2 separate regions of the Mus musculus genome follow, and region 1 is linked to region 2. Evidence: chromatin loops called from intact Hi-C (ENCODE). Cell type or tissue: left cerebral cortex. All regions are shown on one strand. Each heading gives the region's core, and the rest is flanking DNA. Links, peaks and the distances in the headings are about the cores only.

Region 1 (14,957 bases), core at 2,233-10,232, 54 kb after region 2:
CTGGCAGCCCGAGCAGATGGAGACAGCTGAGTCATCAGAGGACTTTGCAGTTTTGTCCCTTCCCCACCCCGAGAGCATGACAGGTTGGCCTGGTATGTGCACCGCAGCTGTGTGACCAACCATGAATATATACCAAAGCCTTAATCCCCAAAGCTCAAGCCTTAGGAGACTTTCCAGTGGCTGAACCTTTGACATCCAGACCTGGCACAAGACCAGGAACAACATGAGAGCTTTGTGGCCCTATGTGTTCTTTCTGTGTGATATCTGTGGTGACCTTGTCATGCCGTCTGTAATAAACGGGCAAACACACCAGAGTGTCCCCAAGTTGTGTACACTGTTCCAGTAAATTCAATGACCCTAAGGAAGGAGTGGCGGGGGAGGCCCCCATGGGTGTGGTAGAACACAGATTTATTGTCCTTTGGTATCTGTTGAAACCTGGTCCCCACTGTGAGGCACTTTAAAGGCTACAAGCCTAAGCTAGTATTGGGAATAAGGCAGAAAACTACATGGCTGAACCCTGGTAGCTGTGTGTGTGTGTGTGTGTGTGTGTGTGTGTGTGTGTGTGTGTGCATGTGTGTGTGTGTGTGTGTGTGTGTGTGTATAAGAGAGAGAGAGAGAGAAGTACTAGGTAGAGATGGTTAGAGCACTAAGTGCTCTAACACTGAGCCCAAGCCCTCCTGTGATGGCCTTTATGAGAGGTGGGGGGAGCTGGGAAGAAACAGGCACATATGTGTTTCCAGTCTCTGTGATGTGGTGTCCCTTAGCACCTCAGGACTGTAACCAAGGCCATCACCAAGTCCTCCAGAGCATGTGCCATTATAACCAAACAGCTTTGTAAAGTAGTCAGCTTTGAGTATTTTGTTACAGTAACGAAAGGTGGCCTAATATAATTTATAGTGGGTTGGATTGAAACATGAACCACAGTTGGGGCTTGTGACTGGCTCCAGAGTTGGGGAAGTCTCGGGGACAGAGCCCTTAACCTGTGGGACCTGACATGGCATGCAGGTTGATAGTATTAAAGTTTAGTTGAGTTGTAGGATGCTTGTGTTTATCCTAGGATTTATTTTTTAGCTGGTGCTAGCAGAATTGTGTTGGCTGTGAAGAACATGAAGGTTTCTTAGGTTTTCTCTACATCTAAGATGGTCCAAAGCTGTGAGGCACCCCAGAACTGAAGGGGTGGATTGATGGACAGGCAAGGAGGCCAGTGCTCTGGCTGGGTAGCTGTTTCCCTTCCTTCCTGGCAAGCCCTACTCAGGGCTCATCTAGAGCTGGGAGCAATATGGTCTGTGGGCCCAGGTTCTCACCCTCTGCTCCATTCACCCCAGCACATAGAATACTGGCTGATGTCTGACAAGATCCATGAGCGCAGTCGGGCTGTCCAGTCCATCTACCTGCTTCTGCAATATGTGGTGGACTCTTTGAAGCTTGCTGTGAGTTTCCTATACCCCCAAACCATGGCGAGCACCTGATGGGGGAATGGAGGTCAGCATCCGGGGACATGGTCTTTCCATAGGCTGTCTCGGAGCCCTTAGGCTGGGGACTGTGACTACAGCTCAGTGGGGTGGCCTGAGGAAATCCCAAGAACAGAGACACAACAGAGGGCAGAGACTGGAGGCGTGAGAGGGGTAGGGGCTCTGGGGAAACAGCCTGTGTCTGGTCAGGAAGGCTGCAGTGTGGAAGAACACCATGTCTTATATAGTCCCAGAAACAGCTGATCTGAGAGCCGGGAATGGAGAAGCTGAGAGAAAGTGAGTCACCCTGTCCCTGTGCCCTCCTTCATGCTCCAGCTGCTTCACATGGAGGCATGTGGCTTAGATGGGAAGGTCCGAGACAAGCCCAAGTTCCTTAGGGTAGTAGGTATCAGCTACCACCCCACACCTCAAGGAAAATTATAAACAGGCTTTTCATGGGCCAGGTGTGGGTAGCTCAGCACTGAGAAGAAGGGCTGCAGGATTATATGAAGCCAGCATGAACTATACAGTGAAATCATGTCAGGAAGGAGGGGGAGAGGAAGAGGAGGGACAAAGGAAGGAGAGGATAAGGGTGACTAATTCAAGCCGAGAACTTTCAGATCTCTAGAAGAAGTCAGACCCTCCTCATAAAGGAAGGGCAGGCAGATTGGTGGTACAGCATTCAGAAGGCAGAAGCTACCAATGAGATAAAATGAGCTGTGGGGGCATACGTAGCTGTTAGTAGAGCAAGTCCGAGGCTGGAGCCCTAACACTACATGAAGTGGGTATGATGGTGTATGTCTGCCATCTCAGTACTCAGAAGGTGGAGGCAGGGAGGTGAGCCATTCAAGTTTATCCTTGGCTACATATTGAGACCAGCCTGGACTATATGAGACCCTCATCTCCAAACCAAAAATGATAAACTGACCTCATCAAAATGAGGAACTTTTGTGCCCCCGGCAGCCAAAGGACACAGATAGTCAAGAAGTGTGTGCAATGTGTGTATCTCACAGAGGACTTGTGTCCAGACAAGGTGATCAACTACCTCAGTAAAAAGCTAGCCAGCCCTTAAAATGGGCAAGCAGATGAAAAAAGGGGGGGGACATTGCGGAACCCATGAAAATGAAATGTGCCCCCACATAACTGGTCAAAAAGGAAATGCAAATAAAACCACCACAAGGTACCACTACCCACCCACTGGAAGAGTAAAATTAAGACTGGGAACAGCAAGTGTTGGCCAAGGTGTGGAGTCCCGGAAATGTCTCACACAGCATGGGGAGTGTAGGATGTTAACACTGCCTGGCAGAACTTTCAGCAGTTTCTTTGAAAGTTAAATAACACTTATGCCCTAAATGCATAGGTCTGATCCTAGCTGTTTACCAGAGAGGAATGAAAAGTTATATCCATAAAAAGGCTTATGCAAGAACACTTATATGGTGTTATTCATACTGGAGCAGATCTGGGAGCCCTGTAGATGTCCAGCAATAATAACAGGCAAGTAACTATGGCAACACCCGCCCAGCCATTCACAGGCATGAACTGAAGAGATACAGCTGAGAAGCCGAGTGTTGGGTGCTGTGGCTGAAGTGTGGAAATTGATGAAGATGTTGGAAGATGAGTTTCATCAGAGGGAATTATGTCTTTACCTTGAAACTGGCCCCTCTCAGGAATTGGTTATCCTTTGAGAGACCGGAAGTCTCTCTTATCATCCACACGCTGAGCTGGCACGCACTAGTGACAAGTGTCATCCAGCGCACAGTGAGAGAGGCCCTCTCCAGAAGGCACTGCCTAGTGTCTACACTACTAACTGTGAGCTAAATAAACTGCTCTGTCAATCATCCAGCCTCAATTACTCTTACAGCAGCAGAAAGAGAATACAGACGTGGGGACCTATTCAAACTTCCAAAACTATTGAATTTTTCACTTACTTGTAACCTCTCTGTAACTACAATCTTAAATAAAAATTACCATAAAAAGTGCTAAACATTCTGTAGTTTGGGTTTTGAAATATTATTGGTTTAAAACTTTATTTACTCTAAATATTTTGAAATTTAATTTATGAATGATAGAAGGGGTGTTTGTTTGGGGGTGGGGGTGTCTGGAAGGAAGGGTGTCCTGAAATCAGACAAGGACCTCCATCAAAGAGAATGTGGCTTTGTACTAGGGTTGGATGCTCTTAATACATGTCTGTCTGTCTGTCTGTCTGTCTGTCTGTCTGTCTCTCTCTCTCTCTCTCTCTCTCTCTCTCTCTGTGTGTGTGTGTGCCTGTGTGTCTGTGTGTGTGTCTGTGTGTTTAGTGCTGTGTGAAGTATCCTTGTATTGGGACAACTGATGAACTTTGGCTATAGACTGTGGATTAGATAAGGATGCTGATGTTGAAATAGATTTTTGTGACTGTGACTGTTGCATTTGTCACTAAGTTTCCTGATTAGTATGGAATAGACAGTAGGGGTATTTGAGGTAAAATGCCTGGTGTCCCCTGTCAGAAGAAGGGAGGGGAACGGAGGGATCCAAAGTGAACAGACTGTAGCTAAGGGGAAGCACTGGCCAGAGAGCACACAGGAACTCTGAGCTATTCTTCCATGTTTGAAGTGAAAATTGAAGCTCCAGTATTGAAGATGAAATGGCTTTTAAGGTCCTCCTGCGCGTGCAGTTAGGCCTGACCAAGGTTTGATGCTAGTGAGAGCTTTACCAGAAACTGTGGGTTGGACCTTGTGAAGCTGGCTTTGGGGATCCAGGCTGGGGCAGGCCTGGGGCAGTGAGGTCTGTTCTACTCAGGACCTAAGGGTTGGGCCTTAGAGAGGGATGAGAGGACACTGTTCTGTGCTCAGGGTTACACTCGGGGGCTCAGACCCCCCAGAAGAGAAGGGACAGTCAAGGCAGGTGGAAATGGCGCTAAGGAGCCTCATGAGAGAGGACTTGAGTGAGTCTTGGGTTGGTAATGGTGTGTGGTTAGATCCTGGGCACAGTACAAGTAGAGGCCACAAGAGGTTCTTCTGAATAGGCACCAGCCTGGACACCTAGCACCAGCTGAGGTGGCTGCTGAGTCTGCACTTGGTGTGTTCCCTCCTGGGTGGGGCAGGCTGGCCAGGTGTGAGATGGCTGCTGCACACGCTCAGGCCGCAATGCTAGTCTGGGTGTTGGGATCTGGCAGGTAGCTGAGAGGCTCAGCCTGTGGACTTCAGAAAGAAGCATCCGATACTAGGCTTTCCAGAGTGATGGATTCACCAGTGATACAAAAAAAGTCCTAGGCTGACAGTAAGCAGGCTGCTCTGCTCTGTCACCCCCCCAAGTCTGGAGCAGAAGCTTCACTTTGAGAGGACAGCAGTGTGGCCTACAGAGGGAGAAAGAGACTCTACAGATCGGGGCTGCTCCCATCCCAAGGCCCTGTCCCCAGTGCTTCACAATCCTCATCAGACCACTTTCCACACCCACAGACACCACCAGTGTAGAACGCCCCAGCCTGGGATGACGTCAGCTTGGGTGTAACCTACTCGGGCACCAGAGACTCACCAAAGTCAAGCTCCAACCATGTGGCCCTCCAGACCTCATAGGCTGGACATTCAGAGAAGGGAACATGTGCCCTCCCCATCATCTCTGGGAGGACTGCCAGGAGGTCTCTGTCACCACTCGTTCTGCACCACTTTGCCTATGGTAAAAGGAACCAAGGAAACATTGCATAGTGTATGGCTGTGTTCCCGAACTTAAAAGAACACACAAGTGTGAGGGAAGTCGATGATGCTAAGAAACATGCGACAACCACAAGAAAGAGTTAGAGGGACATTCTAGAACTGTAAAGGAAGCACACATCCGAGATGAAAAGCCACTGGTTCTTTTAACCAGCAGCTCAACCAGCACAGAAGAAAACAGAACTGGAACCAGGACAAAGGGACAAGAAAGCCCCGAGGAACAGGGCAAAAGCCCAGTGGGTGTGGAAATGTGTGGAATGCAAGCAGGATCCCGGGAGAAGTGAGATGATGGGGGCAGAGGAGGTGGTGCTGCCATGGTGGGAACTGCTCAGTTTGGCTGAGAAAGTACACACCTCCAGATAGGGATATCAAGAAATCCCAAGCAGGACACACTCGAAGGAAAACATCACAGCCCAAATTATTGAAGACCAGTGAGAAACAGGAGAATCCTAAAAGCAGCCAAGAGAAATGAATCTCAACACACATGGATATATGTTGGCAAACACATGCACACAGACATATAGGCATGCATAGGCATGCACACACACACACACACACACAAGACTACACATATCCACACAATCATGCATGTATATATACTGGCATACATACATGCACATACCATCATGCAGGTACACACTGGTAAGCCTGCATGCATACTCACTTACTAGCGCACGCACGCACGCACGCACGCACGCACACACACACACACACACACACACGCATGCACATGAACATAAGCCTGCAGGCACATATACATATCCACAGGCACACCTGCACACACCCACTTGAAGGACCCAGACTTTTGTTAAAAACAGAAATGCCTTTTCCAGATGAGAAGACAGGTGAGGGAGGTGAAGGTCAAGTGAGACAGGAGCCCCTCTCAAACCCTAGCCAGTGTGTCTCCCAAAGATGCTGGGGACAGGAGTGGAAGCAAGAATCGTCACAAAAGAAGCCAGACCTGGCTTTGCTAATTGCCTCTCTCTCCCCAGAAAGAGGCCGTGCCGTCCTTGCTGGGTCACCAAATAGGCATCCTGATTCTGCTGTGGCGGGACAAAGACAAGATCACACAGCAGCATTCTCACTTCTGTGTTTACCTGCTCATGGAGCTTGTTTTCCAGCAGAAGGGTGAGTGCAGCAGGGGCAGGGGTTCGGGGCTGGGGGCAGCAGGGAGAAGCAGCCCTCCTGAGCACAACTGTACACAGGGAAATTGGTGGAGTCTGCGCAGTGGAGTAAGATGAAGCACTTTGAAAGCAACGTGTTTAGAGAGTGGGAGATGAAGCTCTACCACCTGGTGAAGGTGAGCTTGCTCAGGCAGGGCCTGGGCCTCTGATGGCCCCAGAGCTCAGTGGTTAAATGGTTCCTTCCTCCCCACTCCCAGGCCTGAATAGATGGGTCCTCAGGGTCCCAGGGACCTGAACAGGCAAGTCAGTTGGGCAGAACCAGGATGGGATGGACTTCTGCTCTTTCCAGGGAAGTTCTCTGTACCTCCCTTCCCAGCAGCCTCTGCTCAGATGGGACCTTTAAACCCACAGGGCAAAGATTCTCACTTGTATCTCCCTCTGGGGACAAGAGAAGCCAGCTTATCCTGTTCTTCTGGGGATACACTGTTCTCAGCACTGCCCCTCCCCATCCTATGTAAGCTTGAGGAACTTCCGTTCTCTGGACTTTCTGCCCGCCCGCCCCCCCCCGCACCCCCATAGTCTCCTCAGGCTCGGTCTGCCTATTACACTGGATAGAGAAGATCAGAGCTGAATTTGTGTCAAAGCTCCATCACTGGATGACCCTGGGTCAGTCATCCCATCTTCCTGAGCCTCAGTTGTCTTACCTTCTAAGTGAGGGTCACTTGGGTCGGTGGATCCAGCTGCTCCTGAGACTGGCTGGGTCAGAAGCAGTGACATTTTACAGCATCTAGTGTCTCCTGGGCCATGCACTAGGCTGAATCTGTTGTCCTAGTGGCACCCTTCCTAAAAGAAAGCAGGTTGGGTTCCATCCTTAAGAGGTGGTGGGATAGGGAAGCAAGACAGAGGAAGGCTAGATCTGGGCAGGAGCCGGTCATCATTCCGACACAGCCAGGCTCCTTACAAGGCTGTTTACCACCATTGTCCCTTGGGAAAGTCTTCAGAGAATAGGCAGCTGAGAGCTTATGGAATGCACACGTGCAGCCACAGAGCCTTTGGAACCCTGCAAACCTTTGTCCATAGCTCTTACATAACTGTCTGTATACAAGACCATCACTCCCTCTATGGTAAGAGGTTGGAAGACCCCCTGCCTGGTTTGATTTATTGCTGACCAGAGATTTCCCCCTCCCTGGCCTTTGCCTCTACACAGGTCTTCAAGGAAGACCTGACAGTGGCACAGCACACACAACTGATCCTCACGCTGGTACACAGTCTAGGCAGTTATAATCATCTCCACTCTGACCTTGCTGCTAAGCTCCTGCTGCTGATCTGTGTGGAGCCTGGCTTCAGGAAGGAGCAGGTGAGGCTGGGTGGATGTGGCTCCCTTCTGACTGTGTGTACATGCTCATGCAAGCAAGCTCCACACCCTCTCATTCACATGTAATCACAGAGACAATGAGTGACCACCCTAGTAGTCCAGGAGTGGTGTCTTAATGAACTTCCAGCCAGGTGCCTTAGTCTAGCAGATCCCCGACCCATCTTCTGCTGCCTCACAGGTGAACTGTGGGAGAGGGCAGCTCCAAACTGCTGTCCAGTTTGGCTTCACCAACTAAATTGAAAATTCATCCTTGGGCACTGCCAGGCCCCATCCACTTGGATCCTCTTACAGGGTCAACCACATTGCACCCCTTGGCTTGTTCACCCTACTTTTGTTACAATAGTGATAGCGATGGGGGAGCTGAACTGTATAGCTAAGTCCTACCAGGAACTCAGAGGGCTTTGCCCCATCTGAAGCTGCATTCCACTTTGCAGATAGCTGAGCTCTTGCAAGGCCTGTTCCAGGAACTGCCGAACATCCAGTCCAAGAGTGTCCAGCAGGCCATAAGTCAGGCCACCTTGGCTCTGGGGACCCAGCATATTCAGGAGGTGGTGGAGGTGATCTTATCCCTATGTCAGCCCTCAGAGAGGTATATCTTCCCTTGACCCAGACACCCCAATGTGGTCCTCATCCAGGCATGTGGTGGTCCACCTTTCTGGGCCATAGTTTACTTAGTACACTAGGCAAGAATAGGCATTTGGGGGTTCTGTCTCTTTCTTGACTCTGGGCTATGGCCAGAGGGGCTCTGAAGGTGTTTGGGAATCAAACAGGGTTCTAGCATTGGTGTAGAAACAATCTCAGATTCACAGTCACCAGAGACTGACCTGTACTCAGAGCCCTAGACCAGTCAAAGGCTGTGAAGATACACAAAGATGCCCTTCCACCTATCCACAGGTCCCCCCATGGTCCCAGGGCCTCAGTGAGTCTTGAATCCAGCTGCCAGTCTAGATAGTCTTTCAAGAGGCAGTCTATTGACAATGAGGCCTTACTAATTCAGAACATGGCTAGGGGCTGCTGGCAACAGCAGCATAGTCATAAGCCTGTCGTTGGTCCTTAGGTGGCCAGCCATATGCTAAGCACCTCATGAATATATGTATATATTTGGCAGTGTGGTATATGGCAGGGGCACTGGCTGATCTCCCAACACACAGCCTTTGACAGGGAGCCAAGTACAACGAGGGACTCATGAGCTCTGCCTGGAGTGATTCCTGGCTCTGCTAGCTTCCCTCTTCTCTTCAAACTATCTGAGTGGTGGGAGTCGGGGACACTTGCCCCTACTTCCAAAAAAAATAGTCAGGCTATATAAGGCAGCTATTTGCTTGGGGTCCTGGAGAGGCTGAGATTTGTGTAGATATCAAACAGAGCATCATAGAATATAGACCCCAGGGCCCCTCACTTACTACCCACCCCACCACCACCAGGGCTCACTGTCCCACATCCTTCTGATGACCAGCATTCATAAAGGCCTCTCTGGCGTGTTGTGCCCAGTGTTCCCAGTGGTGGCCTGGTCCCTGTCTCATCAGGTGGATCCTACCTCTGTGGAAGGCTCTGGCTGCCAATTACCAAGTGGCTCGTGATGTTATAACTCTACTCTACATAAAGCTGAAACTGCGCCCACCAAGAAGGCTCCTCCAGTCCACATATCGAGCCCGGCTGGTCTCGCTGATGGTGAGCATCACCCTGTGTAATGTGCCACCAGCGTGGTCCCCCAGGGCAGCAGCAGTCTCCAGGGCTTCAATTGACTCCTGGGGTGGGGTGAGGCAGGCTGTGTCGCCTCCAAGGGCCCCACCCTCAGGCCTTTATCACAGTCTGTAGTCATTTGTGGAGGTGGGCAATGCATTTCACTTGTGCTTAGTGAGCCTCTCACCTGGCAGGCATGACCTCAGTAGGTGTCTGAGGCACTCGCTTAGGGACCAGCCAACTGGCTACAGGCCCCTGCTGCTACTCTATACAGATGCCTCATCTTAGACCAGAGCAGAACAGAAAGTTCCACAGTGGGAGAGAGCCTTGGCTGCCCTGACACAGCTCAGACACAGTGACCATACACTGGGCCACTGTTGGCTGTGGGGACAGGGACAATGAAGAGAGATGGAGGGGTGACAAGAGGCCACTAGGATCTAGGGAAGGCAGGGCAGGGGTGGGACGTAAGATGGCCAGCACTGATTAGGAGCCAAGGCTAGCTCTTGGACTACCCCCAAGCTTACCCACTTATTATCTCTGCCCCATGAACTGAGACCCTTATACTCAGGGGAGGACAAAGTAGAACGTTGGGCACGACACCGTAGGACTGGCTGGGGGACGGTTTACAGAAAGAGCCAGGGGATTCTACAGCCCAACACAGACCAATTCCAAAGAAACCGGGCTAAATGGGACCAGCCACCAGAAACTCAGAGCCAGGGGAGGCCCTCACCAAGGAGGCTCTGAGAAAGACCTACAGTGGGAAGTGGGAGAGAGCCTTGGCTGCTCTGACACAGTTCAGACACAGTGACCATGCACTGGGCCACTGTTGGCTGTGGGGACAGGAACAATGAAGAGAGATGGAGATGTGCCCAATGGGATGGGCACTTAGAGAAACCCAGCTCATCATAAGGTGAGGCCAAGCCAAGAAAAATAGAATGAACCGTGTGGAATTCAGGCTGAGCAAAGTCTGGAGCTCAGAGCCTAGCCCCAGAGACCGCAAGGGGTCCTAGTTGAGCCTCAGAGCTAGTGCAAGGATCTTTGGCGATTTATCCAAGGGGTCTTCATGGGAGGCCAGACGAAGGCAGCAAAGCCCAGACTAGAGTGCCTTTGTAGCTGATGTCTCTGCTCAGGGGTCCCTCTCTGTCACCCATCTCAGGCTCTGGGCACCATTTATGAGCTCCTCTATACCAAGGAGTACCGGAACACAGTCTGCTGGGCCTTCTCGGGCATCCTTCTGGGCCTCCTCACAGAGCTCTACTACCTGCTGGAGGTGGGCCTAGTGCAAGGCCTGTTTGACTACCAGGAAGACGATCTGGGCTCTAAGCCCCTCGGGCCCTGCAGGTGAGCCAAGACATCTGTGGCCCCTCCCTTGCACTCACTGAGCATGCTGATGCTACGGACCCAAGAAGGGAAGGATTTTGAGTGGAGGTGGGATGGGTTGGGACAGAGTTCCCAAACTGTCCAAGAGGGAAGAGTCCTGAACAACGGGAGTCTTAGTAGGTAGCAGCTGACAAGTTTCAGGCACCCGTTTTATTCCACCCTGCCCAGGATCTGCTTGGAAGCACTCAAGGGCCTCTTCTGGACCACCGAATACTGGGAAGTGTTTGCTGATGTGAAGCTAATCCAGGGCTGGGAGCTCTTCGGGCAGTTGGAAACTTTCCCCAAGGGAGTGACCCTTTTGGCCAGGTGAGCCCTTGGCTTGGGCACCCTCTTCCTGGGAGTGGGTAGAATGGCAGCCCAGCCCACTCTCCATACACTGGATCCTGCACTCCAGACTCAGAATTCTGGGCAGTGCTGAGACCTAGCTGGAGAATGGAGCCCTCTGGGACTCTGGGTCTGCTTCTTACATGTGATAGGGCCATGGCTCACTATAACTGCGAGATCAAGGCTGTCTTGGGGCAGGCTCTCATCTCCCTGAAGAGCAGCGAAGAGCGAGACAACATTGTGGGCATCTGCATCATCACTGAGGTCAGCCTGTCCCCTATCCACCCCAGTGGACTTCCCTTCCATTGTCTCTGATATAAAGCATATAAGTCTGACCCTTGTGTGTCAGCTATGCTTGCTGGTAGACGTGTTTCTTCAGGTCTCACTTCATTCTCATGGCCTGGGGCAGGCGGATTCCTTGCCAGCTGTGGTTAGCAGGTGGGCTGATGGTGCCAACCCCTGCCCAGTTTCTCAACAGCCCAGATGTCTCCCAGCACATGTCTTGGAAGACCATGTACAACTCCCTGAACCTGGGCCTTTCTAGTCGCAACCAGATGGTGCGGGCTATGAGCTTGAAGGGACTGGGCAGCACCCTGATGCACCCTAAAAAGGTGAGGGTGGAGGAACTTGAGAGATATACCCTCTGTCATCCCAGAAAGATCACAGGGAGGGCTAGGCACAAAGGAAGGGTCTGTAAGGGTATCTCCTTGAAAGGTGGTAGAGAGACCATCAAGCCAGGTTGGTTGTGCTTAATTGTTTCAGATGATAACTTCTGTCAGGTACCTAATATCCTACCCTTTTGAACTTCCCAGAGCAGGCCTGTTCTGATGGTCCTCATGATGGGTTAGAATGCAGCTGCAGATTTGGCCTATTCCAGACACATGGTGTGGTTTTGTCTGTTTTCCTGTCCATCATGTAGGGGAGGTGGGGAGTGGTTTTGGGAACAGCCAGCTTTAGCACTCAGACCTCTGCCCCACCTGGACTGACTCAGATATGGGTAGATCACACCTGAGCAGGCCAGAAGCTCCAGTGTCAGCCTAAAACTATGACCTGCTTCACTGGGGCAGCTGGCAGAAACTGGTCAAGGGCCCTACTGGAGGACGGTGGTCTCCCTGCAGGCAACTCTGCTAAGAAGTAAGTTGATGGAGCTGTTGGACAACTTTCTACAACCTGAGTTCAAGGACCCTGCTGGCTTGATGAAGATCATGGGCCACCTCCTGCACTGTCTAAGTGCCCAGGGCATTGGAATTGTCAGCCTCAAGATCGCCCAGCACCTTCTCAGCCTGTTCACAGATGTGAGCTGGGCAGGGTATTTGGGTTGTCAGGACAGGACAAGGCAGGGCTGCAGATAGCAATCAGAAACTAGTGCCTGTCCTCAGAACATCCCCAGAACCCACCTGAGAATAAAGATTCCATAGACTGCTACTAGCTGAAGTTTGTGAAGGTACCGAGTCCTATGCTCAGGATTCTGCCTCCCAAGTTATCAGGCCAATGACTCCATATGAACTCCTCATATTGTGCAATAGGACCCAGTGACTTCAAGGGGTTGAGGAAGGATGAGCGGCCACTGGTTTGTGGGGTTAGGGACAATGACGGCTGGTCCTGAGCTGCACAGGGCCAAAGTGAGGCAACCAGGAGTCATGTGAAGAGAGGGAGGGGAGAAGCCTGGATGGTTGCATGCCTGAGCAGGAGACCTGTCTCCCCTCCCAGGAAAGGGCAGCGGTTCGGGAAGGTGCCATCTTCCTGTTTGGAGATGTCATCCACTATGGTGGCAAGAAGCTTAGGCAGAGCCTCAAGGATGTGGCTTCTCAGGCTACAGTACCCCTCCTCTTCAATATGGCTGATCCCTGCCAAGAAGTAGCTATGGTGAGTGTGCTCCAGCTCAGCTGGGGCAACTATGAGAGCCAGGCTGAAGGAGAACAGGACTTGAGGGCTCAGCTTTCTCAATGGAGCCCAGAGTGAGGTTAGAGTTCATGAGAGGCCATCTAGGTGACAGAGGACTGGGGCTGGGTTTGTAGGCCAACCCAGTAACCAGAGAAAAGGAGTGGGCTCTGTCTTGGTGGCGTTGCCTCAACCACCTGCTTCAGGTTCTTCACTCATATCCCATGCGGCCCTTGGGCTGCCTCTTCTGGCTGAAGACCTCCACACCACCATCTAAAATCAGCTGCAGAAGTCCAGCATTCAGGGACTTCGTACCTCTACTTTCCCCCTCCCTGTTGCTGGAATTTCCAACCCCGATAATTCCATATAACAAACAGACAATCCAGTTATTATGATTATAATCTATATGCCTAAATTGGGCAGAGCTAATACTATAATAGCTTATTCCCCAGCTATAAGACCCCTTGCTACTTGCCATTTCTCCTGGCCATGTGGTTCTGGTCCATTGCGGGTTTCCCTCTCCTCTTCTTTCTCCATCCTCTCTCCTTCTTCTCTCGTCCTCTTCTCCTCTCTACCTGCCCTCACTCTCAAACCTCCAGTCCCACCTTTCCCCTCCACTGTCCAACCACAGGCTCTAGCTTTTACTGACCAGTTAAAATGGTTCACATGAGATCACCTGAGTACGTGATGGACTGCTCATTGTGGGCAGCCCCTCTTGAGGAAGCAGAATTAACATCAGAATACAAACAGCATCAGGACTGCACTCCCCAGCCAGTGGTGTGAGCGTGTGCTGAACTTGGAGTGCCTACTTGTACCCTGCCTACCAAGTGGCACTACCCCAAGCCAAAGGAATGCTGTGCAACTCTCCTTGGGATTAGCCATGTCATGAGGACCTTGCGTTTTATAGGCCATGCCTTTGCAAGGCACCCTGAGCTCCTGGATCCATCCTCTGCCTCTGTTTCTCCCTAGGGCTAGCCTAGTCTCTATCCACTAGCCACAGGCCAAGCTTAGCCTCTTCTGGCCCTGGAATAAGTTCTCCCAGGCTTCCAAGAGTAAGACTTTATATTTAACAATCCAAATGTAGCCCAGGCCCATATCCACTGTGGGAAGTCAGGTTCCTTTCCAAACGTAGATTAAAGCTTCACCCCTCTAAGGCTGGTACTCCAGGCTGGTTTTTTTCAGAAGGAGGCCGAGGCAGCTCTTCTGGAAGTTCTATGTGAATTAGAACAGGAAAGGCCTGGGTTGGGTGTGAGTTGCCACTTCCTCTGGTGATATGTCCCCTTCAGTGCCCCCACAGGGGTGGTACTGTTGCAGAGACCTCTCCTTGAGGACTCTCTGAGATGAGAGGGATGGTAACAGGTCGGAGCATAGACACTCTGTTCTCCACTTACAGAAGGCCAGGTTCACCTTCCTGCGCTGTGCCATCTTGTTAAAGTGGGAGTTCCGGAAGGAGCTGTTTGGCAAGCTGGCATGGGGCCAAGGGCTGGGCGCTGCAAATGACATTTTTATCTACATGGTAAGGCCTGGGCACCTTTCCAGGGGAGGGTCTGGGCACAGAGAGGTGTGGTGGCTGCACAGTCACCTCCGAGCTTTCTGAGGGGAGGTTGTGGGGAAGGGAGGAGGTCTTGAGGGGGAGGGTGTTTAATTACTGGGCTTCTATGAGGAACATTTCCCCCTTCATAATGAAGGAGGGCTGGGAGTCTCCACCATGTGCACATAGTGTCAGCCTAGTAGGGCCTCTGAGGGCACAGTGCACCCTGGTGTTCAAAGTGCATATGTAAGGCAGATATATACCTGAGCCTCTGAGCCCATACACTGCAGGGCCCAGGAGTGGGAGACCAGTAGTAAATGTTACCCCTTGCTATCTAGTCACCAGTTTACTCTTTGGCCCCAGTAATTCTGTTCTGCTGGGTCTAGGCTGTCAAGGCCACAATCCCGGCCTCTTGAATAGGACCAAAGTCACATGGGCAAAGCAGGACAGGCCTGTCCTCAGTCTTCAGGCTTCAATGGATTCTGGTTCAGCCACTAGGGGCAAGCCTAGAACGGTGGCTGC
Region 2 (14,957 bases), core at 4,429-12,428:
GCTAGAATAAGGGAGACCTGACTCACCTTGATACCTGGTCTCTGCTACCATCCATGTTCTGCCCCCACATGGACAAAACCCACATGGCCATGTCCTTGGCCTGGAGTAGCACCCTCACACATCTGGCAGTCCCTCTTTATGTCTGGCTGTTGGCTCCTGCATTCCAGTGATGGCTGGAAGCAGGTACACTAGGAAAAGCTAAAGGGGGCTACGACTGTGACATATATGGTTGCACACAAAACACATTTCCAGACCTGTGCAGATACCAAGATTGACCACTCATCTCAGAGACTCTGTGCAGATGCACACAAGATAGACCAAGGCACGCTGTGCCTGGAGACCCTTCCTAGAGGCACAGAATATGGACAGCTATAGGGAGTCAAGGCTTTCTCACTTTAACATAGAGTTGGCATTTGTCAACTGAACAGGAGGGTGGACAGTTGGTCAGAAGGATCCTTGTAGCCACAGGTCCACCCAGTGCTTTCTCAGCCTTCATGAAGAAGAAAGAGGAGGAGGAAGAGGAGGAAGAGGAGGAGGAGGAGGAGGAGGAAGAAGAAGAAGAAGAAGAAGAAGAAGAAGAAGAAGAAGAAGAAGAAGAAGAAGAAGAAGAAGAAGAAGAAGAAGAAGAAGAAGAAGAAGAAGAAGACAAGGAAGAGGAAGAGGAGGAGGAAGGGGAGGAGGAGGAGGAAGAGGAGGAGGTGCCCTAGTGGCCTTTTAGTACAGTCTGCCTGTTGTATAGTTGAGACCAAGGTGCTGAATGAGTGCCATGAAGTCACACACAGTCTCAGGGAGATGCAAAAGTTCCTGTCCACAGCGCTATGGAGGCTTAGGCTAGGCACAGACAGGCTATCTGACATGGACCCAAAAGGGGCTTCCTCAGGTCTAGCTCCTGTCTCTTGATTCTACACTTACGCTGGCCCCCTAGTGTGTGAGTGCTGAGCTCTGTACCCACAATGCCTGCATGGCTTCGCCTTCCTTGTTCTAGACTATTCTAGCTTGAGCAATGACAATTACATGGACTGCCTGTTTTCTGCAAGAAGAATCCCCAGGAAGTGCTGGGTGCTCTTTGCCAAGTTCGGAGGCTCTAAGCAAGGCCACCCACTGGCTGGCGCTGACAAGTTGCAGAAGTAACCAAGCTAGAAGCACAACAGAGGGCCATCAGGTGGGGAAAATGAGGCCAGGGAAGGGGTGGGGACTTAGAGAGACTTACTCATGTTCCCATAATACAAGGGAGTGTCTTACATAAGGACTCTAGGAGCCTGGAGGTCTCCGTCTGACCTCTAGCCCAATTCCTAGCCTCTATCATTGTGTGACTTGGATAGGTTTCTGGCCCTCCGTCCCCCTTATGAATCATGGCTGGGACCAGGGAGGAACACAGGTCTCTTGAGGACAGACTCCCACAAACCTGTGTCCTTGTCTACAGTCAGGTGGGCAGTGGGAAATGCCTGGGGTACAGAGATCATCAAGACTGCACAGATTCCATGGAAAAATACCAGGCTTCCTTAGAGGCTGGACTGGAGGAGCCGAGGCAGGAGGCAGGAAGGAGGAGGGAGGAGAGATGAGGGAGGAGGGTCTGGTGTGTGGGGGCCCTGTACGAACATGCTGCCTTGCCTTGTTCCAGGGAAAAGGATGTAGCACACAGCCTGCCAGACGGAAGAGGAAGGAAGGAAGGAAGGAAGGAAGGGGGGGGGGGTGGCACAGAGAGAACTTGTTCCTGTGGCTTGGGAATGAAGACTGCTGAAAAGGGAGGGGAGCGCTGGGCCCTGGGGAGAACAACTCAGTATCTCATGGCGACACACCTTGGCTCCAGTCCCACTTCCATGTCCTAGCCTGTCTCTGTTACTAGCTAGCTCAGTGGTCTGAGGCAGGTCCCCCACCTTCCAGGGCCGCTATGGAAGCCAAATGAGATTACCTTTGTGAGAAATGAAACTGCAGCCCTGCCTTAGAGTCTCCATCTTTCCCAGCTTCCCCAGGATCTCCCTGTCTCTCCCCTCACCTTGATGTTCTCCTTCAGTCTCAGCCCCCAGATCACTGTGCATCATTGTGCCCTTATGGGGTAGATGGAGACTCCAGTCTCAGCTCTCAGCTCCAGAGACCATCATCGCCAGCCCTACTGTGTCCAGAGACTGGCAGTGGGGGTGACCGGAAGTCATTCAGCCAGCAGACGGCCGGTGGGAGGGCCAGGTGTCCTCCCTCCTGCTGGCGGCTCATTCTTATGTCAGCTCAGCCTGAGGGTACTAGGCTTTAAGCATCAGTAGGCAGAGGCTTTCTGAAGTCTGCAGTGCCTAGTCTTGAGGGGGTCCCTCCTTCCTTCCTTCCTTGTCCCATGCTGACACCAAGAAAGGACTCCAGCCACCTTCAGCTTGGTGGAGCCTTACCCCTCCCTCCCCACACTGCCACTGAGAGAAGGGTGAAGCCAGATAATTAAAAAGGGATGTGGAAAGGCTCTTCTCTTTCCCTCCCTCTGATCTCTGTCAAAGGACTGCTCTGGACCCCTGGTTTCAACCCATAGCATAGACCTGGAGTTGGACAGGGTACCTGGGCATCAGCCAGGAGCTAGGACCAGGCAGCAAAAGACATCTGTGCAAAGTTGGGTAGCAGGCAGCTGTCTAGAGATTTGACGAAAGCACCTGGGCCAGGGGCTGGGCGGGAGGTCCTGCTGCTCGGCCAGTCAAGGGGCAGAAGCCTATACCCTTTCTCCTGCGTCCACACAGATGGCAAGTCTGTGGGCAGATGAGAGCAGGAAGTCCAACCAGGTCCCTGCTGCATCCACCTCTGCTGCCCTGGATTCTGTCTTCATGAGGAATGGGGTCCCTTAACCCATATCACAGGGTGGGGGATGATCAAGGTACTTGTGTGTGTGTGTATGTTCACGGGTATGAGCACATGCTTGTGTGTGCCTTTGTGTGCAGGTACGGGGATGGCCGTGAGCTGTGTCCTTGAAGGAGCTTACTTACCCTTGTTACTCACGGATGTTGACTGTTCAGCCTTAGAGAAAACATCTGCTGGGAAGACCATCTAGCCGGGGACAGCTGTGCCCCACAGTGGCCATGAAGGGACTTCGAAGATATCCTATGAAGCACAAGGAGGAGACTTAAGGGACTCTAAAGCCCCCATGCCTCTGGGAGCCAAGGTGGTGGGGACAGGGACATATGTGATTACTGTCAAGAATTGTGTACTCACCAGAAGTCTTGGGTTGGGAAGAGGATGAGGAGAACAGTGCTAGAGGTTCCAGATGTCGGGGCAGGACAGGAGGCTAAGGGACACTTGCTGGTCCCAGACCTCTCTGACTCCTCTCAGGAGGAGGTTTCCTCCTGAAAAAAGGCTCCTTAGTATGACAACACCACAATGTAAATGCTAAGAGGCCAGAGCCCAGGGTATCTGGAATGCTGGGGACAAAGGGCCAGGACTGACAGGGCTGTGGAACCAAGGTCACCTGGATCTTAGCGCTCTAAAGATTCACCCAGACCTGCCCCATTGCTGAGGACTTGCGCTTTTCCTCAGAATTCATCTAGAATCTCTCAGGTAATTTTGCCATGGTTCCTCCCCATGTTCTTTCCCTGAACAGGCCCAGCCTCCCCACCCCACCACACTGCCCCCATCCTACCCCACCCCCGCCCTGATCCTTCCCCAGCCTTCCAGGGGGCTGAAGGTGGCACTATCTACCCCTCGCATGGGCAGGATTAGTGGGGCGGGTACTGGAAGAGTGTGGGTTAGAAATCCCCCTCTCTGAAGGCAGGGAGCCAGCCAGCCTGGCCTCTTTTCCAGCAGCAGAATGTAGCCCCAGGCTGCAGTGTGGGGGCGAGAAGGGAGTTGCTGAGGGCTTCTGGGGCGATAATTGGGCAGCGATTAAATGTTCCCAGAGGAGCTATGGCTGTTGCCTGTGCCTGTCACCTGTCACTGGGCTCCTGTGTTCGTGGCTTCTGAAGACCCCGGAGGAGGAAGCAGGGCTTCCTGTGACTTTTCACCCCAGTGGGGCTCAGAGTAGTGTCTCGGGGTCAGTGGCCTGGATGGACTGCCCTCCATGGAGATAGGAAATGCAGTGGTCAGAGGGTCAGAGCACTTCAGCCTCGGAAACTTCTCCATTTGTGCCCAATCCCCCCTACGGACAGGGGGTGGGGGATCCTGGTCACTGGCCACAGTGCAGCTGGTTGACACCCTTGCACTCTCCAGCCTGCTCATCCTCAGCTTCCCCACTCTAGGGGGCTGTCCACCAGCTTCCGTGTGGGTACAGAGAGACTGACTCTGGCCACTGAAGGGCTACTGCTGGCATGTGTGCAGACAGACCAGGGTCCAGTTGCCCCGTCAACCCTACCCCATGGCGTAGGACCTTGGTTAACCTTCAGCTCCCTCCAGACTCAGGCCTGCAGCTCCCGGCTCCCAGGATTCCCCCATAGGAAAACTCTAGTTAGTCCCTATTCTAGCAATTTCTCTGCTTGTTTCCCCTCCCTGCAGTGATGCCCCTCTGCCTGCCTTCTGTGTCCGCCTACTCACCTCTAATTAGAAATGCCAGGAGAGCCATTTTAGGGGAGTTTTTTTTCCCCCAGAAAGACATTCCTCTCAGGGATGGAAGCCCTGGGTGTGTGTGTGGAGGGGGGGGGGAGGGGGGACAGGTTGGCTCTAAGAGAGGCAGGGCTCCCCAAAGCTTCTTGAAAACAGAGGAGGGGGCTCTGAGGGATATGAGGTTAGGAGAGTTCTGTAGGTGTGTGAGCAAAAGTGGGGTGGGAGAAGCTGAGATGTGAGTACACGTGGATTACAAGTGGGGGCCACTGGTGTGTGTGTGGAAGGCCATGAGTGGGGGGCATGAGTCCACAGAGAGGGCCGTGAGTGGGGGGCATGAGTCTACATGGAAGGGTGTGAGTGGGCTAAGTGCTGGTTGGTATGAGTGTTCAGTGTGTATGTATGAGTGTGAGAGAGGGGGAGCTGGCAGAGAGGAAAGGGGGTTCTTGCAGGCACCATGTGTCTGTGGGCCCCTGTAGGCTTCTGCTGTGGGCAGTGATATGTCCCCAAGTAACATCAGGAAATGGGAGACCTAGACCTGTGTTTCTGGCTTGGTGTAAGTCAAGAAGGATGCCCTCCCCCACTGCACCACAGCGCTGTTGGCTGTTGCCAGGGAATCGGAAGGGGCCTCCCTCTAGAGGGAATCTCAGCTTCCGGAGCCCCATTCCTTATATGGCATCTTGCTTTCCTCTGCAGGCTCCTTCCCCTCCTTCCTCCTTCTCCCTCCCTCCTTCCTCCGGACTAACCTCTTGGAAGGCTTGAGAAGCTTCTGGTCCAGTTGTGGCTGGGTCCTAGGGACTTCAGGGTTCAGCAATGTTGCCTACACATCTTGATATCCCTATGCCCTACCCCAGTGTCTGTACAGGTTCAAGTGATACATCTGTTTCAGGGCACTGCGGCCCTGTTCAGCCACTGACACACAGACAGGGCCACTCAGTGTCCACAAACCTATGAAGGGGTCCAGAAAAAGCCTTGCCTGAGTGGAGTTCCCGAACAATATTGGACCAGGCTAGGATTTGGACTTATGACTCTTGGGGCAAGGTTGGGCAGGAAGTAGGTGTGTGTGTGTGTGTGTGTGTGTGTGTGTGTGTGTGTGTGTGTCCCGCTAACCAAAGGCAGCTGAGGATAGAAGGGTTTGGAGTGAGAGATTCCTACCAGGCACTTCTGAAGTTGCATACTGTGTGGTCAGGATGGGCAAGAGTCAGGATGGGCGCATCAAAGATTCAGAGGGGTAACGTCCAGCTGCTCCCTAAGAAAAGAGATCATGAGGCCCCAGGGCAAACAGTAGGTAATAACCTGCCTTAGCCTCATCCTCGCTGCCCAGGACTAGGTAGAGGAGAGTGTCTCCGGTCCCCAAAATCCCTCCCGGTGGGAGGCGCGCAGCAGAGCACATTAGTCACTCGGGGCTGTGAAGGGGCGGGTCCTTGAGGGCACCCACGGGAGGGGAGCGAGTAGGCGCGGAAGGCGGGGCCTGCGGCAGGAGAGGGCGCGGGCGGGCTCTGGCGCGGAGCCTGGGCGCCGCCAATGGGAGCCAGGGCTCCACGAGCTGCCGCCCACGGGCCCCGCGCAGCATAAATAGCCGCTGGTGGCGGTTTCGGTGCAGAGCTCAAGCGAGTTCTCCCGCAGCCGCAGTCTCTGGGCCTCTCTAGCTTCAGCGGCGACGAGCCTGCCACACTCGCTAAGCTCCTCCGGCACCGCACACCTGCCACTGCCGCTGCAGCCGCCGGCTCTGCTCCCTTCCGGCTTCTGCCTCAGAGGAGTTCTTAGCCTGTTCGGAGCCGCAGCACCGACGACCAGATGGAGCTGGACCATATGACCACCGGCGGCCTCCACGCCTACCCTGCCCCGCGGGGTGGGCCGGCCGCCAAACCCAATGTGATCCTGCAGATTGGTAAGTGCCGAGCTGAGATGCTGGAACACGTACGGAGGACCCACCGGCATCTGTTGACCGAAGTGTCCAAGCAGGTGGAGCGAGAGCTGAAAGGGTTGCACAGGTCGGTGGGCAAGCTGGAGAACAACTTGGACGGCTACGTGCCCACCGGCGACTCACAGCGCTGGAAGAAGTCCATCAAGGCCTGTCTTTGCCGCTGCCAGGAGACCATCGCCAACCTGGAGCGCTGGGTCAAGCGTGAGATGCACGTGTGGAGGGAGGTCTTCTACCGTCTGGAGAGGTGGGCTGACCGCCTGGAGTCCATGGGCGGCAAATACCCAGTGGGCAGCGAGCCGGCCCGCCACACTGTCTCTGTAGGTGTGGGGGGTCCAGAGCCCTACTGCCAGGAAGCTGATGGCTATGACTATACCGTTAGCCCCTATGCCATCACCCCGCCACCTGCCGCAGGAGAACTGCCTGAACAGGAGTCAGTTGAGGCTCAGCAATATCAGTCTTGGGGGCCAGGTGAGGATGGGCAACCGAGCCCTGGTGTGGATACACAGATCTTCGAGGACCCACGGGAGTTCCTGAGCCACCTGGAAGAGTACCTGCGGCAGGTGGGTGGCTCTGAAGAATATTGGCTGTCCCAGATCCAGAACCACATGAATGGGCCAGCCAAGAAGTGGTGGGAGTTCAAGCAGGGCTCGGTGAAGAACTGGGTGGAGTTCAAGAAGGAGTTTCTGCAATACAGTGAGGGTACACTCTCCCGTGAAGCCATTCAGCGGGAGCTGGAGCTGCCGCAGAAGCAGGGTGAACCACTCGACCAGTTCCTCTGGCGCAAGCGGGACCTGTACCAGACACTGTATGTGGACGCTGAGGAGGAGGAGATCATTCAGTATGTGGTGGGCACCCTGCAGCCCAAACTCAAGCGCTTTCTGCGCCACCCACTCCCCAAGACCCTGGAGCAGCTTATCCAGAGGGGTATGGAAGTGCAGGACGGCCTGGAGCAGGCAGCTGAGCCTTCTGGCACCCCACTGCCCACAGAGGATGAGACGGAGGCACTCACACCTGCTCTTACCAGCGAGTCAGTAGCCAGTGACAGGACCCAGCCTGAATAGAGGGGCCAGCCCAGGGTCCCCAGCCCGCCTGCCACACCCAGCCTGTGGCTTTTGCCAACTAGGACTTGAGCTGGGGCTGACTCCCAAAGGGATGCCCTGTCCAGCCAGACATCTACTCACCCACTGACCTGGCCTGACTCACAACTGCCACACAACCATGCTACATGGACTGAACATCAAGAAGCCCCTTTCCCATAGGGCTCCCACCTGCCGCCTACCCCTCATCTGTCTGCCCTGGTCCTGGCCCCCAGCCCCATTGGCCTCACCCTCTACACTCTCAGACCATCACAGAACACGATCTGGCTTCCTCATTCTGCTCCAGTGTCCAGGGCTCTTTGGGTAATCAAGAAACCAAGTGTCTGAAAGGCAACAAAAAGTAGGCACCAAAACCCAGGGGACATCCTAGGGCAGATGCTAAAGCAGAGATGCTGAGGGAACCTCAACTTCCGGGGATGCAGCCCACTCCTGCAGACACAGCAGATCCAGCTGGTACCCTAGCTGCCGCCCAGGGCAACCGGCCAGTCTTGGGCAGCATAGCTCCCCTCCCAGGGGTGAGCTGAAGCCACAAATGCAGCTGAAGCAGCAGACCTGACATCCTGGCACCTCCTGGCCCCCAGGTGAGCCCTGCACCGTGTATCTTAGAGTGGGGGGGGGGGGCGTGCAGAACCAAGTCCACTTTCCAGGAGCCCTTCAAGGCTTCCCTAGCAAATTAGTTGCAAGGGTGGAGTGAAGTGGCATCAGAGTGGGTGTCATTGTAGTGGGCACTGGCACTTCACGGTCCAAGGACGGGGCTGAGGTGGGGGCGGTTCTGGGGGAATTTGCTAAGCCAGCTCACCGAGGACCCTGTGATTTCTCACCCCAGCAGTGATTCATACCAGTGAAGAAGAGCAGAGCTCAGCTCCGTGACTCAGCCATGGCAGGCGGAGGGTCCCCGAGGGGCTGAGTCCTCACACCCAGCCGAGGCAGCGGCTGGAGCCTACAGAGCCAGGAGAATGACACCAGGTAAGAAAGTCTTGCCTCCTATCCTGACCAAGCCTCAGATCCCAGCCACTCTCCAGATTTCTGGGTTATCCGGGAAGTCCTGACAGGCCCCAGGGGTACCAGCTGGGAGCAGGGTAACCTGGTGTCCCTCCTGGATCTAGTGGTGAGCAGTTCTCTCACCATCTTGCTGCTTCCTGTGTCCTTCAGGTCTCAAGGCTGCTGAGAAGTCTTTGCTGCCATGTCTGGAAAGGGCATCACCACACCACCAGCACCAGCACCATCCTCTCTTCTCCTGAAGCTGCCTACATGGGTTCCAAGACACTTTCAAGGCAGAGAAAACAAGATTACAGAGAGGAGGTGCCTGGCAGGGGGCAGCACCCCAGCTCAGCCCAAGAGCTGAAGGTGAAGACAAGCCAGCATGAAACCACGGGTCTGCCATGATGCCCGCCCCGCTGGCCGCTCACTAGCTGCCTGCCATTAGCCTCTGCAGCTTGAGCAGGGTCTGTACCCTTGGTCCTCTTGGCACAGAGCCCAGCTCGCTGCATGGCCTTTGGCTCCCCGACCAGACCCTTGCAGGAGCCTTAAGGCTTGGGCCCCTGCCCAGCCTGATCTTTCCTGCTGTGCCCTGCCTGCCAGGTCAAGCCCAGTCCCAGGAGACCCCAGGCCTTGGCTCCTAGGCTGTTCCATGAACCTCCCTGACCTGCCTGGTGATTGCCCAGCTGAAACCTCAGCCAAGCCCCAGCTCCAATTACCTTGTGCTGGTAGCTGCTTGTGTCTGCAGTCTGAGTAGGCCTTGTTGCGGTTCCTCCATCTGCCTGGTCTATTGGTGTTCTGAGACCAATTCCACTGATGTTCTGACAGATCCTCCACCCTGTGCCCCTGCCAGCCCCCACAAGTTTATTTTTGCACAAAAGCCATGACCCATACTCATTTGGCTGGCATAGGGTGTGTAGGTAGGCCCTGGGGACTAGGGAGACCCTGGAGATCTCAAGAGAGTGTGGCTATCCCCTATTTTCACCAAGCCTTGAATATCCAGCCAGGCTGTCTGCCCATACCATCTTACCTCAAAGACAGATATATATCTATATATGATTTTGTTAATAAAACTATGAAACTTATTGGAGTATGTGCCATTTCTCGAGGGTGTGGGATGGGCTGAAGCAGGACCTCAGAGGACACTGCTCAAGGAGGTACAGGAACACCCACCGCCTATGTACCCCAGAAAAACTTCTAAGTCTAGAATCCTCGGCCTTAAAGGCCTCAGGGACCTCCAAAGACCAAGCCCATGGCCTCTAGGCCTGGACAGGCCCTTGAATCCCCGAGCTGTGGTGGCAGGTGTGCTGCAGGGGATCTCGTCTGCAGAACTGGGCTCGCCCAGCCTGGAATCTGGAGACAGGGTCAATGTCCTATCTAAAAGATGGTGCACGCCATCTTTCTGGCCTTCAGTTTTCTTATCTACAAAATGAGAAACCATCTCTTGACTGTATCCAGGCCTGGACTCAAAAACTTGGAAATAACCTGTTAAAGGTCACCTCTGTGGGCAGTGCTGAGAGGAGGTACTGGACTCAAAAACTTGGAAATAACCTGTTAAAGGTCACCTCTGTGGGCAGTGCTGAGAGGAGGTACTGGACTCAAAAACTTGGAAATAACCTGTTAAAGGTCACCTCTGTGGGCAGTACTGAGAAGAGGGAGAGGTAAACTGCCAGCCAGACCTCAGTGAGTAGGGCTAGCAGGAGACAGAGAATGCTGAAAAGGGACTATGTGTGCTAGGCCATATCACCTTAGTCTGATGAAGAACATGGGCCGCTAGAACTCTAGTGTCCATGGGAGAACATATCTTGCTAGCCTGGAGGCCTCAGTTTTGCTATTGGATTTTCAGATGACCACTACACACACATGCTCACACATACATGCTTTCTCTCTCTCTCTCTCTCTCTCTCTCTCTCTCTCTCTCTCTCTCTCACACACACACACACACACACACACACACACACACACACACACACACACACGAGCCCAAGTCTGAACTTTCACTATACCTTTGGAGCATCACAGAACTAGGGTGTGTTTGAATTGTCCAGTGGCCCAATAGGTCATCACAACTGCCATGATCATCTGCACATGCCCACCGCCCCCTCTGCTGGGGTTCTGCTTTCTGGAGCCCTCAGCCGGCCAGCGGGGCTAGCCAGGAATGGCATCAGCCAGGCCCAGCCCAGCCTGGGAAGGGCTGCACCTGCTGGTGCCTGGAAGCAGCACAGCACCTGCCCTGGGGAGGATAAAGCCTTCCAGCCCCAGAGCAGAGGCCTGGGAGGCAGGTTACAGATGGAAAGGAGGGAGCCACCTGCTGCCAGGAAGTGTCGTCACCCTCTGCAGGGCCAGCAGGAGCCGCAAGCGCCAGGGAAGATGAAAAGCTGCCTCTGCCCTTTCTCTCCTCTGTTTCTTTTACATACTGAAACTGCTGACAAGAGGGAGGGAAAGTGGCAGAGGCAGAGGCGGGTGCCACCTCAGAGAAAGGCCGCTTTCTCTTGCTCCCACACTATTGTGCTCAGGAGCCTGGGACCAGACACGGTTTTCCTTTTAATAAGTCGCCCCTGTGATTGACAGGCTTTCTGAACACCAGCAATTTGAGACATGGTTCTGTGTTTCTGTACCCAAGGAAACCGGCAAAGGTCCCCACGTGGGGTGCAGCAAGAGGTGCAAGGGCCCAGCCCACTCTCAATTCCTCATCTCCCCCACCCCCACTGTGTGCTTCGCCAGCCCTGGCTATACCTACACATTGGGTATCATGGATCACTAAGTCCTCTCACAGTAGGGCAGGGGAACTGAGGGATAGACCTGTGCTTGTCTCAGGTTTGGTACTGAGCTGGGCCGGTGACAGGGGCTCCAGGATGCCCCTTGGGCTCTGCCTGGACATCTAGTCCAGACAGGACTCTGGTCGCATCCCAAGGTCATGCATGACCTTTCTCTGATATCAAGTCTGTCTCACCCCATGATGGGACAAAAGATGGCTTTCGTGAGACACAGCTTTGACAAGACTCAGAGAGGAACAGAGGCAGGTATGGGGCCTCTGTCTTCTGTAGATGTTGAGTGGGAACAAGGCAGGTTACCCCCAGGTAGAGCCCTGTCTTTGGCCCATCTGAACAGTTCTCTGACCCTCTGCAGATCCATTACAAACTCAGTCCCTGCCTCTTGCTCTGTCCAGTGTAGGAGAGGTGAAGGACACTTTTTCACATGGACAAGCAAGGAAAGAGAGACATGCCCTGGGCATGAAGAGAATGAGCCCAGCTTCCCTGGACACAGGGCTGAGTCCCAGGTAGGGAGGACTCAGGAAGACATCCCAAGAGGGGCAAGATACATCAGACTGTCCAACCTAGTCCTGGCTCCCTGCTCTGCTGTGCCTTTCTGGAGTCCAGGTGACATACATCCTGCCCTTGAGGTACAGACCACATTTAAGGATCAGTTTCAGTGGCCTCACCCAGTCCCCACTTCCTTTCTCAAGGGCACACTGAGTCTTGGGATGCCTCTCTCTCTCTCAGTGGGTATAGTGGGGGATTGGTATCAGTACAAGACGGTGAGCAGTAGTTATGTGAGTGGATGCCCTAGGGGATGGGGTGGGAGGGATAGGAGAGAAGAGAGGGTTAAGTAGCCTGAGGGGAAAGGGAGGAGGAGTGGGGAGGGCTAGGCCTCCAGGTTGACCATTTGTCTGCGGCCAACAGCTTTCCTTCTGTCTTGCTGAAGCCTGTCAGCCTAACCTGACAGGGCACAGCGGGCATTCCTTTGCCAGGGCACAGCGGGCGTTCCTTTCCTCAGAATGAGCCCAGGGCGAAAGGACAAGGAGGTTTCGATGGGAAAGGATAGTCTGTGTGGTTCATTCAACAAGGCTCTGGGAACCTAGGGCAATGACAGTGACTCAGGGGCAGGGGCAGTGAAGAGAAGCAGAGGCTACAAAGACACAGACCACCCCACTTCAGACTGTCTATGTGCCCTTCAAACAGGGCCAAGGGGACTCTCAGAGACCAACCCCCTGGCTGGTCATAATAGAATGCCACAAGCCAGTGGAGGAGGCCATTAACACAGCCGTGTTACTGTGACCAGCCACCCACAGGCTTGAGGAAACCCACTCTTCCACTGGGGAGCAAGAGGCTCCTTCTCCAGTCACCTGGGATGTCAGCATGATCTCCATGTCTATTTCCATAGTCAATAGAGAGTGGGTTCCTTTGTCACCCTACTCCCGACCCCAACAAACACAAAGTGTATTGTATTTCTTCTCCCTGAGTTTCAACAGCTATTATTTGTTCCCCAGCTTAGGCAAGTTCCATCTGCCCTAGGCTTGAAAAGTGAATGGAAAATAATTTGCTGAGACAATGGCCCGTATTAGCCTGGACTTGTCTGTCCATGTGACTTTCCTTTGTCCCGATTTCTCCTTCCCCCTCCCTTGGGGAGCTAAGGCCAGATGCCCTGACCCAGGATGAGATCAGCAGAGCCACAGAGAACAGGGACGAGTACCCAAAGACCTCCTGTGTCACTGTCCTAGCCTCTGACGGGGATCCAGAGCAAGACCATAGGCTTTTGGGGGCCTACCCGGGAGGACCTGTTAAAAACCAAGTTGCTTCTGTCTACCACCATTAGGGGTGTGGCAGACACTCTGTGTCTTGGGCAGTGTCACAGCCAGTGGCCAAAGGTTTCCTCTTGCCTCAAAGAGTTAACTCCAATGTGCCCTCTATGTCAGGACTGTCCCCAGAGCTCAAGGCCTTGTCTTCTTGCTATATGGATTCCTCCCTCTCAGATGGTCCTGTCCTGGGTTTTGCTTTCCAAAAGCTTGGACAGCCCAAGTCAGGAAGCAGTAAATCTAGACTGGTACCATCCTGCTCCCGGCCAGCATTGTCTCACACAGAATATCTCCTGTCCCTTCACCATGGAGACATACCTTTTTCAAGGGCAATGCGCTTCTTGCCACTGCCCACATGGTGATCTGGTACCCACCTGCCCCTTCAGTGAGGACATGTATGTGAACTTGCTGCAGTTACCCCACCAAGGGCTCCTCCCTCTGCTCCACATGTCCACCCGAGGCTGGGGGCAAATTGCAGTGAGGCCAGCTACAGTGCTGCTTCTGATGTCAGGTCTAAGGCACATTCAGAACAAGCTTGTTGGGTCCCTGCTCCTGAACCCTCATCAACTGGCCCCACCTCCCAAGTGTCCCAGTTATGTGTCCTTTTGTCCACTTGACTTTTCTTCTTGTGTGGGACAGAGCAAGAGGCAGGGACTGAGTTTGTAATGGATCTGCAGAGGGTCAGAGAACTGTTCAGATGGGCCAAAGACAGGGCTCTACCTGGGGGTAACCTGCCTTGTTCCCACTGACCCTTGACTCCAGCCACCTATGGAGCCTGTCCATGGGCTACTCAGGACTCCCTCTTCCAGTCAGCTACTTTCTACCTCTCACAGGTCACACAGTGACCTCCTACTCCCACAGGAGGAGATGAGGACTCTCAGCTGCCTCCTCTCTTCCGATTTGTCTCCATCTCCTCCTGAGGGTCTCTCCCACGCCTGTCAGAGCTCCCAGCTTATGCCCCAGTTTTGAAGGCACTGGGTGGCATACATTAGCCCGTTTCCTCTGGGAAGAAGGCCAGGCACCCACTTGGGTATGGGGGCCCTATGTGGAGGAATCAGATGGAGGACAGGATCCTTGGTCCATAAGCCCCCGCTTGGCTATGGAGTGACTCCCAGAGCCAAAATGCCTCCTCCTGGTGTGGGTGAGAAAACTGAGGCCAAAGAGAGATAAGGAGTCAATTGCAGGGCATCCTCCTGTCTGTCCTTCCTCAGGCCCTACCTCAAAGCTCTTGTCCCTCCTGCCCCATAGCAGTCCAAGCCAACTGCACTTCTGGGCCTACTCCAGAATGACCCCTGCATAGACCACTACAGGAAACCCTAGTGCTTACCCAAGCCACCCCAGAGACCTTGACAGGGAGAGCTTGGCCTGAGTGTAGGAAGAGAAATCATAGCCATTCTAGAAACTGGCTGATCTACACCCTCACGGGCATGTACATAATTGTGCTTGCTCTCACTAAGCTCCCAGCTGGTGGGAGCTCCACGGTCCGCTTCCAAGGCCTTCCTACTCTGAGGAATGCTCCATAGTCACAGATGCCCTGGGGATGTCTGTCTCTGCTAGCTGCTTGGGTAAGAGCAGTGGCTTCTGTCTGTGTCTCACTCAGGATATTCTCTGTTCATGAAACAGGGTTTAAGGCTTCAGTGTCTCCTTTTCAAGGGCTGGTACCATATCTCGCTGACACAGTAAACTGCCGCTGTCTGCCAGCAGGTTAGAAAACACGAACTGAGCAACCGTTTATGCCCCCAAAGGATTGCACCTGGGCAGGTGGTGCAGGATCTTTGCTGAAACCTGATACATGAAGTTGACAACCACAGAAGATGAAACCTCCTCACCTTGGGCTATAAAGGACACCAGGACTAAGAGCTGGCTGACAATCTGACCT

The links. Hi-C counts contacts between places; a loop is a spot of excess contacts. Peaks named below come from ENCODE experiments on the same cell type or tissue, not always from the same donor. Only the 100,000 strongest peaks of a DNase experiment are listed, where the experiment ranks them.
Region 1: a loop joins it to region 2, with 3 times the contacts of the local background. A loop is called at or near these places in 2 of 42 quality-filtered maps.

What each region holds. Positions count from the first base shown.
Region 1 is chr15:74,607,574-74,622,530 of GRCm38, reverse strand. Mroh4 (maestro heat-like repeat family member 4) reads left to right here. Exons shown (of 27, transcript NM_001177437.1): 12 at 1,326-1,430; 13 at 6,133-6,268; 14 at 6,346-6,440; 15 at 7,472-7,621; 16 at 8,074-8,228; 17 at 9,163-9,307; 18 at 10,476-10,660; 19 at 10,868-11,005; 20 at 11,176-11,287; 21 at 11,491-11,634; 22 at 12,142-12,318; 23 at 12,734-12,889; 24 at 14,298-14,420. Among named protein-coding and RNA genes, the nearest start is that of Mroh4, 21 kb to the left of the region's middle. In left cerebral cortex, for the core only: no CTCF peak of the experiment used is centred there; DNase peaks (open chromatin) are centred at 2,276, 2,705, 5,006 and 5,393; H3K27ac peaks cover 1,412 bases.
Region 2 is chr15:74,663,713-74,678,669 of GRCm38, reverse strand. Arc (activity regulated cytoskeletal-associated protein) reads left to right here and starts at 6,100. Exons shown (of 3, transcript NM_018790.3): 1 at 6,100-8,105; 2 at 8,351-8,490; 3 at 8,677-9,589. The coding sequence starts at 6,298. The coding sequence ends at 7,488. Gm32994 (a long non-coding RNA gene) reads right to left here and starts at 5,657. Exons shown (of 5, transcript XR_003951652.1): 1 at 5,247-5,657; 2 at 3,184-3,314; 3 at 1-3,072. In left cerebral cortex, for the core only: a CTCF peak has its summit at 10,712; DNase peaks (open chromatin) are centred at 9,240, 9,869, 10,225, 10,812 and 7 more places; H3K4me3 peaks cover 4,513 bases; H3K27ac peaks cover 6,419 bases.